Linked DNA regions of Homo sapiens: region 1 is linked to region 2. The links are chromatin loops, found by intact Hi-C in ENCODE. Cell type or tissue: dorsolateral prefrontal cortex. All regions are shown on one strand. Each heading gives the region's core, and the rest is flanking DNA. Links, peaks and the distances in the headings are about the cores only.

Evidence for each region. Peaks named below come from ENCODE experiments on the same cell type or tissue, not always from the same donor. Only the 100,000 strongest peaks of a DNase experiment are listed, where the experiment ranks them.
Region 1: a loop joins it to region 2, with 8 times the contacts of the local background. A loop is called at or near these places in 1 of 110 quality-filtered maps.

What each region holds. Positions count from the first base shown.
Region 1 is chr17:21,287,872-21,293,249 of GRCh38, reverse strand. All of the region lies in intron 1 of MAP2K3 (mitogen-activated protein kinase kinase 3), which reads right to left. Among named protein-coding and RNA genes, the nearest start is that of MAP2K3, 5.8 kb to the right of the region's middle. RefSeq lists enhancers at 5,091-5,180, 5,024-5,378, 4,491-5,378. In dorsolateral prefrontal cortex, for the core only: no CTCF peak of the experiment used is centred there; DNase peaks (open chromatin) are centred at 1,508, 2,974 and 5,199; H3K4me3 peaks cover 786 bases; H3K27ac peaks cover 2,025 bases; H3K27me3 peaks cover 644 bases.
Region 2 is chr17:22,162,194-22,167,571 of GRCh38, reverse strand. It overlaps the pseudogene UBBP4. Among named protein-coding and RNA genes, the nearest start is that of LINC02002, 100 kb to the left of the region's middle. In dorsolateral prefrontal cortex, for the core only: no CTCF peak of the experiment used is centred there; no DNase peak of the experiment used is centred there.

The DNA.
Region 1 (5,378 bases), core at 334-5,333, 870 kb after region 2:
CAGCAGGTGGCTGCGGGCATCAGGGTGCAGCCTGGCCTCCCATGGCCAGACCTCACCGGTCTGGGTCCTCCATGCCCCATGGCCATCAAAATGCCCATTCTTCTGCATCCAGAAATTCCACGTTGAGCAGCTTACCCCCACACTACAACACCCACTAACATTTAGTGAATACCTACTATGTGCTGGGGTGTCCTGGGGTGTCCTCTGCGTGCCTGGCCTATGCAAATTTCTTTCATTACATCTCATTTGATCCTCTCAGCAACCCCTTGAGGCAGGTACTAATGTGATCTCCATGCTGCAGATGGGGAAACTGAGGCCCAGGGTTTATAGAATCAAAAGGCTGGCACATGGAATTGGTGAGGATCCTGCAGGTCCTCAGCAGGATGCGAGGAGTGGCCTCCCAGGGACAGGAAGAGCCAAGAGCAGCAGGAGTACAGCAGTGTGAGAAAGAAAATGCCGGTCAGACCATGTGAGGTGGCTCACGCCTGTAATCCCAGCACTTTGGGAGGCCAAGGCAGAAGGATTACTTGAGGTCAGGAGTTTGAGACCAGCCTGGCCAACATGGTGAAACCCTGTCTCTACTAAAAATACAAAAATTAGCACATGCCTGTAATCCCAGCACTTTGGGAGGCCAAGGTGGGTGGATTCCTTGAGCTCAGGAGTTCAATACTAGCCTGGGCAACATGACAAAATCCTGTCTCTACAAAAAATAAAACAAAACAAAAATGTAGTGGGCGTGGTGGTGCGTGCCTGTAGTCCCAGTTACCTGGGAGGCTGAGGTGGGAGGATCGTCTGAGCTGTGGTGAGCCATGACTGTGCCACTGGGCAACAGAGCAAGACACTGTCTCAAAAAAAAAAAATGAGAAGAAGAAGGAAAGAAAATGCTGGAGTGTGCAGAGTATTCCGAGGAGAAACAAGAGACTGCCTTTTTGTCCCTTTGAGATTCCTGCACTGTGTGATAAAGGCTACTCAAGTGCAGGCAATTTAAAGAAAAGAAGAAACAAAGAGGCCTGCTTGAAGCCAGCCCCAGCACTCTCCTCTGTCTGAAGGGGCAGCCAGGCTCACTGAGCACAGTACAGCCCCCGCAGCAGGCTGCTCAGGCTGGAGGGTGCCCCAGAGACTGTCCAGTGCAGATGCTGACACCAGGGGCCCCAGGACACGCCTGAGGTGACGCACCAGGGCAGCAGCAGAGTCAGGCCCCCAGCCTGGGTCCCAGCTCCTGCCTTCCCCGCACCTCAGTGGAGAAACCACCACAGCGTCGGCCCGTGCCAGCCTGGGGGCGAGCCACACTCCCTCTCTGTGCAAGCCTCGGTTTCCTCCTTTGACGTCCTATGAACGGGTGAAGGGGCCATGACCTCTGGGAAAGGATGAGCAAGGGTCCGGAGTTGTAAAGACAAAGCCATGCTCCCAGGACAGTCCTTCGTGACCTTGAGCAGGTCACTATCCCACCAGGCCTCAGTTTACTCACTCCTAAGATGGGGTTGATGACAACACACCCAGGTTGCTGGGTAGCCGTGAAGACCAAACAAGTCCATGCACACAAAATCCCCAGCACAAAAGGGGTCAGATCGGTGGGACTCTGGCCCCAGGCTCCCACACTGTGGGGCAGGCCCCATGCTCAGGCTTTAAGAGGCCATGACAGGGCAGGGGGACCCACAAGTGATGCTCAGCCCTCCCAGAGCATCAGAAGAATGGGACATTCCTTGCACCAGGATCGTAGGCTGTGCTCCAAAGGTCCCCACGTGGGCCCGGCTCGAGGTCAGCAAGGCCATTGCCAGCCACCTGCACTGTCGACAGGCCAGTGCTGCTGCTCCTGCAGAACGGAAAACAAACCTGAACAAACGCCATCTGTGCTTCACTGTTATCACTACGTGTTGTGTTGTGTTGTGTTGTGTTGTGTTGTATTGTATTGTACTGTATTCTATTGTATTCTATTGTATTGTATTCTATTGTATTGTATTCTATTGTATTGTATTCTATTGTATTGATTGTATTGTATTTATTTTTGAGACGATTCTCTCTCTATTGCCCAGGCTGGAGTGCAGTGGTGCGATCCCGGCTCACTGCAAGCTCCGCCTCCCGGGTTCATGCCATTCTCCTGCCTCAGCCTCCCGAGTAGCTGGGACTACAGACACCTGCCACCACGCCCGGTTAATTTTTTGTGTGTTTTTAGTAGAGACGGGGTTTTACCGTGTTAGACAGGATGGTCTCGAGCTCCTGACCTCATGATCCACCCGCCTCGGCCTCCCAAAGTGCTGGGATTACAGGCGTGAGCCACCGTGCCTGGCCTACTTCTATTTTTTTTAAACAGACAGGGTCTCACTCTGTCACCCAGGCTGGAGTGCTGTGGCACTCATTGCAGCCTCAACCTCCCAGGCACAAACGATCCTCCCACCTCTGCCTCCTGAGTAGCTGAGACTACAGACGTGTGCCACCATGCCCAGCTAATCTTTTATGTTTTTTGTAGAGATGAGCTCTCCCTATGTTGCCCAGGCTGGTTGTGAACTCCTGCCCTCAAATGATCCTCCTGTCTCGGCCTCCCAAAGGCTGGGATTTATCATTACTATTAAAATCTTACAAAGCATGGGATTGATGATGAGACATACCAAAAACGGGGTTCTTGGTGATGGAAATGCTAGCACAGACATCAGGTTCAAATTCAGTGCTGTCTGGTACCTAGGGGCTCCCTGGACTTGCCAGGTCTCATTCACCCTCAACAGCAGCCCTGAGAGGTAGGTAGGGAGCTGGCCTAGAACCAGCCCTGCCACCTGGAAGTCCCTGCAGACTTTCCCAACGAGTGTCTGCCCGCGCCACCCTGGGGTCTGCCCCAGCCATCCGGGATGCCGTGTGCCATGCCAACGGCAGGAGGCTATGGGTTGACCAGAAGGCTAAGCCAGGCAAGAGCAGAATGACAAGGGGATGGGAGCTGTCTCCATCCCCATACCCAGAGCCGTCCTGGGCAGGCCTCCAACGTGTGCCTCAGCTGCCAACTGACACCGCCAAAGCAACCCTCCCAGGCAGCAGTGCTCCCCAGCCCCCACACACCTCCTGATTAGGTCTGAACACACCGCTGGCATCCACAGCCCCTCGCAGCCCTGCCCCAGTGAGGCAGCCCCCTGGCCTGTCACCGCATCACCGCACACACTGGCACATGTAAACCTTGGGACGGGCCTTGGAAGCCCTTGGGGGCATCAGCACAGTGATGCAGGCAAGGACAGTCAGGGCACTCGATATAGCCGCCAGGAGGTGTCAGCAGAGCCAGGTGCAATCCCGGCCATGGGCCACATGGCAGGAGGTGGTGCCGGCCACCCTGGGCAGGGGACCAGCTGGGAGAGGGACAGCTGGACATGGCCTCCCCAGAGAAACCAGGGAAGGTGGCCCTGGAGTGCAGGGCAGGGAGGTGACAAGGACATGTGCCCAGGACTGGGGTCAGGGGAAGAAAGTCTGGGGCCCTCTCTGGAGCTGCCGCAGTCAGGCTTGGTATCTGGAAGCTGCAAGGGGCCCAACAAACTGCTTCTGCCTCCCCTGGCCCTGTATGGCCTTCATGCCCCTGGCAAGAGGCTGTTTGAGGTTTCCAGGGCCACTGCTTCGGGGAGGCATCTGCAGAAGCCACTGGGCACACAGGCCTGATGGAGGTGGGCAGCGCCAGGAGGCGCGGACAAGGGCAGGCGTGGACGGCATGTGGGCATCAGTCGTGGGGCCCTGCCACAATGCTGTGTCCTCCATGCTGCTGCCCAGCAGCCCTCCTCTGGGACCCTCCCAAGACACTGGCACCCAGTTGCTCCCCTCAGCTTGGCCCACCACCCCCCAACACCCCTGACTCAGGACTGAGCCCCTAGAACCATGACCCCAGGCCCTCTTGCTTCCCGGGCTGGCCCAGGGGCCTGAGTTCTAATTCCCAGTCCCACCCCACCTTCCCCATATTCGTCCTGTTAATGCTGCATGCCAAAGCCAGGGGCAGGGCAGGCCTGCAGGAGCAGGCCCCAGCTCTCTGTTCCCCACTCACCCTCCCAAGGGAGGCCCAGGAGGCCAGGGGCAGTCCCCAGCCCCACGTTGGGGACCAGTGGGTTAAGAGGCCCTAAAGCCTGGTAAATTCTGGCCTGCGTGAAAGGACCCTACAGCCAAGAGGCCTCATGTCACAGCGCCTACGAGCACATTGTCACGAAGCCCTGCTACTGTTTATCCACCTACCAATGAACTACACCCACAAAAGTAACAATAATAAAATAATAACAGGTGCCATTCACTTAACAAATGCTATCTTCAATCTCGACCACTACCCTGCAAGGGAGCATGTTTACTCCCACTTTACAGAAGAGGAGACTGAGGGCTAAAGAGGGCACAAGACTTGCCCAGGTAAGGAAGTAGTGGAGCCAGGATTCGAACCCAGGGCCATCCCAGCAGAGCCCAGGACCCCCGGCTTCCTGCCTGACAGAGGCATGCCTCGGCTGGGTTCTCTGCAGGCAGAGGGCAGTCTCACTATGACTTGTGCCTGACACTTAGCAAGTGTGGAATGGAACTGTCTACATCCAGACAAGCAGGGTCCCCATTCTCAGTCTGCAGATGAGGAAATGGAAGCTTCTCCTCTGAGAGCTGGGCCATGCCCAGGGGACAGAAATCATTTACAGAGTGCAGAGAGTGGACCAGATGCAACTTGTCCCACGTCACATCGCAAAAGGGACAGAGCTGGGGTTTGGACCCAGGCAGTCAGGCTCTGGAAACTGAGGTCTTAGCCTCTCCACATCACCATCTTCCAGGAGCTCAGGCCGGGTCCCACCCCAGCCGACCCTGCACCACCTCTGCTCCTCACCCTCCCTGAGTCCCAGCTGCACAGCTGAACCTGAGGTGTCCCCTGGGCCAAGGGTGGTAAACAGTCACTGCCACCTGCTCCTGCTCTGTGAGCAAGAGGAAGCAGAGCCCCTTGCCTAATAGAGGAAGTTCCTGGGTGGGGCACAGAGGGCCTGCCCAGGGGTTCCCAGCCCAGTCCGAGGCCCAGGAAGGGGCCACCTCCAGTGCCCCAGCTCAGGGCTAGGTGCCACCTGCAGGACACGTAACCCCCTCCCCACCCACCAGGCTGGCAGGCATCGCCCCTTTAAGCTGTAGGCAGCCGGCTGGCATGCCCAGCGGGTGAGTCAGCACCCAGTGCCCGCTGACTCACCGCCGGAAGCCTCCGCTGCCCCGGCCTTCTCCTCACACGGGCCAACTGAGAACTTTGCTCCCTTTGGGCGCTGGGCCATGGGTTGGCTGACAGAGAGTTTCCTGTGCGTCACAAGAGGGGTGGGGGAAGTCCCCGAGGTGCCACCTCCAGTCTTTCCGACAGCCAGGGGTTGGGGGGGTGGCCACAGCAGGCAGGGCTAGGATACAACAGTGCTCTATGA
Region 2 (5,378 bases), core at 265-5,264:
GGCAGTTTCACTCATGCTGTTCTCATGATAGTGAGTAATTTCTAATGAGATTTTATGGTTTTATAAGGGGCTCTTCCCTGCTTCACTTGGCACTTCTCTTTCCTGCTGCCTTGTTAAGAAGGTGACTTTCTTCCTCTTTGCCTTTTGCCATGATTGTAAGTTTCCTGAGGCCTCCCAGCCATGCTGAACTGTGAGTTAATGAGAGCTCTTTCCTTTATGAATTACCCAGTCCCATGCAGTGCTTTATAGTAGTATGAAAATGGAATAAGGAGGGGGAAAAAGAGAAAGAAGAGAGAGATGAGAGCGAGATGTCAACACATAGATGTCTATAGAAAAATTATTGCTATCCTCTATTCAGTCAGGACTACAGGTTCTTATGCAAGAGCTCTTCCATATTTATCATTGCTCTTATTACAATCTAGCATACTTAATTTTTTATTTTCCTAAATTATTTAATGGCCTATAATTGGCTGGTGTCTTTTTGAAGGTATTGTAGATATTCAATAATGAATTGTTGATTAAGTGATTTACTGAATAAATAACAGTTCAACTGAATAGCTCATTAAATAATACTAATAGCTGGACATGGTGGAACATGCCTGTAGTCCCAGCTACTCAAGAGGATGAGGTGGGAGTATCGCTTGAGCCTCGGAGGTGGAGGTTGCAGAGAGCTGAGATTGTGCCAGTGCACTCCAGCCTGGGAGAGAGAATGAGACTCCATCTCAAAAAATGAATGAATGAATGAATAAATAAATAAATACTGAGAAAACTGATCTCAAGTAAAAATAATGTTTACTAAAAACTGATTTGAAAATAATCACTTAAAAATATTTGCATGATCCTCTCTAATGATACACTGGAGTTTGGGAAAAGATCAAGTGAGGTAAGAATGGAGAAGTCATTGCACTTTTAAATGCCCACAGCCAAAGAGTATCATTAGGATACAACAATGAGTCAGCTCCCATGAAATTACAGCCATAAATCACACTAATGTAATGAAGATGAATTCTAGTCAAAAGGATTTGGGCCATTTGAAAACTTCTTAATCAAAATAGTTGCAGAAAATGCAATTGAATTTTGTATAAAAAATAAAAGTCTGTGACTCCTCAGTGACTCCTCATCACAAGGATAAAATCTGTGATTTTTTAATGGTTCAGAACAATAGGATCAAGATAAGGAAAATAGATTATGAATGTTATGGTGGGAGTGAAGGCTTAGTTGGGTTCAATTCCCAGCTTTTCCACTTACTAGCAACAAGACCAAAGACAATTTATTGTTGTGTATTTATATCTTTGTGCTTAAAGTGGTGAAAATAATAGCACACACCTTATAGATTTAGTTTTTAAATGAAATGAGTTAGATATTTTGGAAAACATATGCCAAATGTTAAACCCTGCATTTGTTTAATATCTCACAACACTGACTCAAAATCACTATTGAGATACAGAGATTTAAAGACTCTTCTTTTTTTCTTTCTTTTTTTCATTTTATAAAATAACTGGGATTATAACAAATAGGTTATCTTGAGAGAATCTCTACTTTTATATTTTACAATACAATGTGACTCTGAATATGCAAAAATAACATCTGGCTTGGAAAACATGTTAATAAGGAAGGAAGTTGGTAGGATAAAATTTAGTATAGTCTTTTTAAAATTTCTTTTGAGACTATGTGACAAATATGCTGTCATACATCTTGATATGTAGTAAGCTGCTGTATGGTCAATGTGGGTTACAACACCGAGCTCTGTTTAACTTACCATAGAAGAGTAAGGTTGTTGAACTGTTAGGGCCAATATTTTTTAAAACATATTATTTCAACTTTTGCTTAGACTTTTCACACCAAATTTCTACTTTGTCGAAGTTTAAGAGCTGTTTTTTGACATTTAAAAGGCAGATGCACTCCTGAGGGATTCACTGGTAAAAGCCATTAGTGAATTTGCTGATATAAAACTTGCATGATAGCCTAAATCTTTTATAGAGTGTCTTTTGAAAATGTGTGTGTGTGTTTGAGAGAGAGAGAGAGAAAGAGAGAGAGAGGTTAGATGGTAATGGTAAATTACATTACATGAGTCTTCACCATAAACCTTCCACTTTACACTTTTTGATGTTTAATAAAAGAGAATCACAAAAACTGTATCCTCAGAGCCCTTGTTATGTTATCATATGAATGAATATCCATGCCATAGGTTTTGAGAAGCCATATAGAAATAAGTTTGGTGAAATTTTATTTATGAAACTGATAAAGTGATTTTACTTTTCTGGAAACTCTGGGTGCCTATCAACTGTGGAGCCATAAGAATAACACTTCACATGAGTTCTATATATATCACAACTATAAAAGATTAAGGTAAAGGTGTTATATCCATATCTATATTTCTACTTTATTTCCATCATTTGATGTTTAGAAATAAAGCAGAGGGGAAGAGAAGTATACTGTTTGCAATAATAATTCTAACTTCTGTAGTTAAATGTATAATGTAGTATTTTTAGCAGAAAAGATCTTTTTGCAGCTAATTTTGAAACTTTAAAAAGTCAAAATTAGACTTCTGACTTTGGGAAAAGTTGATGTAGATTTATTTTTCTGGTTTCTACTATTACCTCCTCACCCACTTCTTCCACAAAGTACACCTAAATATCCTGAACATCATTTAACATATACAACCATGAAATGACTCTATCAGGTATCATAGAACAGAAACATGAAATAATTGAAATAAAAACCTTGCTAGATGAGTTTGATCGTAGAATGGAGATGATGGCAGAGAACAGAATTAGTGAACTAGAAGACTTATCAATAGTGTTTGCTCGATCTTAACAACACAGAGAAATCGACTTTAAAAATACACAGAGTGTAAATGATATGTAAAAGAGTAACAAAAGATTTAGCATCCATATCATTGCGGTCCCAGAAGGAGAGGGAAAAATGAAAGGGCAGGACAAACATTTGAAGAAATAATATCTGAAAACACCCAAACTTAAGACATGAACCCACATACTTAAGAAGCTGAGCAAACCCCAAAGATGATTAAAAACAAACAAATGAAACCTTTAACAAGACAGACAAAAATTATACTTATAAAAACTATAGGAAAAAAAAACCTTAAGAAAACCAGAGAGAAGCAACACATAATCTCTAGAGGAATGTAACTTCAAATGACAGCCCACTTCTCATCCAAAACCATTGAGACCAAAAGCAAATAGTGGAACACATTTTTAACCTTCAAATTAAGACAATTGCCAAAGTAAATCTTCTGTCAGGTGAAGCTATCCTTTAGAGGTCAAAAAAAGAAAGCCATTCTCAAAGAAAAACTAAGAAATTTTTCCACCATAGGATCTACCCTTAGGGCATGCAAAAAGAATTTTCCCAATGGAAATAAAGTGGTAACAAAAGAGTAGAAACTTCAGACAAGGATAAAACAATGTATAACAATGTGGGTAAACATATAGACTATCCTTCATTTCATGAGTTTCTTAATCAGATTTAATGGTGGAAACAGAATTTATAACTCAATTGATACGGGGCTCAATGTATGCAGAGAACATATTTAAGAAAACTGTGAATTTTGAAAATGGGAGATTAAATAGATCTAAATTAAAGTAAGTTTTCTATACATTGATGTCAATAGGCTACGATAAGTGCATGCATAGAAACACTAGAACAAGCATTAAGAAATCTATACAAACACTTAAACACATTAGCAAAGGTAAATCAAAACTAAAGTGATAGAAAAAGTTGTATCATCAAAATGTATCATAGGCTTAAGTGTAACATGTAAAGCTATACAAATTTTACTGAGTTTTGGTGAAATACTCCTCACAATGTTGAGTTGTCTTTCTGCTCTCAATTTTCTAATACACTCTTCTAACAATCACTAAACCATGCAATACATTTGTGTGATTAAAAGCCAGGATCCTGGCAGGAAAAGAGAATTCATCACAAAGACTTGCAACAGTGGAAGTTAATAACACCCAAAAGGGACAACAGGAGGAAAACAAGGACAAAATACTCCAGTCCTCTATACTCTTCTTCCCCTTTATCTTCTTTTGATGCCTCCTTTTTGTCAAACTTAACTTGAAGTCTGCTGAAAACTAAGCCTGAGAGATGCAATCTGCAGAGATTAGCATATGGACAGAAGGATGGAGCATGTATATGAGAGGCAGAGAAAGAAACAGAAGCAGAAAATCACTATATTTTTTCTGACAATGAAGAATTTTTGCTTTATCTAACTCATTACCCAAAGTAGAGTTCTTTTCCAGGAAGCTATTTAATTACACATATCAATAGTCCTCTTTGCCAGATATAATCCAAAACATGCAAACTAAAATAGAGGTACAATACGCAAGGTATAACAAAACAACGAAAATACCAAGTGAAAAGAACTATGACTGAGTCAAGGATTACAGAGAAATAAGAAAATACCACTTTAAGGAGTCAAGGGAAATTCATAAAGTATTGGAATCTTGAAGGATTATAGAGAGTTAGGTAAAGTATCACAGAGGGGGAGAGTGTGAGAAAGGATAATAATCTAAAAAATATAGATGGGTTTTAATAAGATTTAAATGTTGGTTATATGGAAGAAACTACGAAGAAAATGATAGCTCAGTTAAGCAAAAGGAAAGTCATGGATAACCATTTACACTGAGATAAAAAATTTTAATTTTACTTTACAGAAATTGAAATCATTGAATCAGGTGAGTGGCATGGTTAGCTTTCTATGACAGAAAGACTGCTCTGTAAGTTTGGAAAGAGGCAAACTGGAGGCTAAAAGCAGCCCAGGCATTAGCAATCTGGGAGAGCGATGTACGTATAAATCACAGATGTGAAAGTGAGCATGAAAAAGGAGGCCATATTTTATGTGGGACGAAGTTGAATCTGTACCTATTATTTCTCAGAGTAACTACTTTTACTTGTATTGACTAATATCTATAGAACACTTTGTTTTCCAAATATGTTGGTGAGTCTCTAAATAGATCTATAAAAATGTTGGCAGTGCTCATGTGAGTTTAGGGTGAGGATTCATTGGTGAGAGTATTTTTATTTGTGAGTATTTTTATCTATTGTTTTCAGTGACAACTTTTATGAATTGTTTACTGGGACAAAAATTATCTGAACTGTAAAAAAAAAATAGAGATTTTGTCTAACATCCGTCAGGGTTGTTACCAAGTGTATGTAAACTGTGGAAGCCCTTATCTTGGTGAATAGCTTAAAACAGGCACTTGATAGATGTTTCCTTCCACCGCACTTTCTTCCATTACTCTGAGTGGAATCTGCAAATGCCTAAGTCTGCTGAGTTATGCTGAAAGAAAATAATACTTGAATTGCAAAAGAAAATGTTCTGTATAAGTTAGAAAGCTATTTTGTTTAGTTTTCTGTAT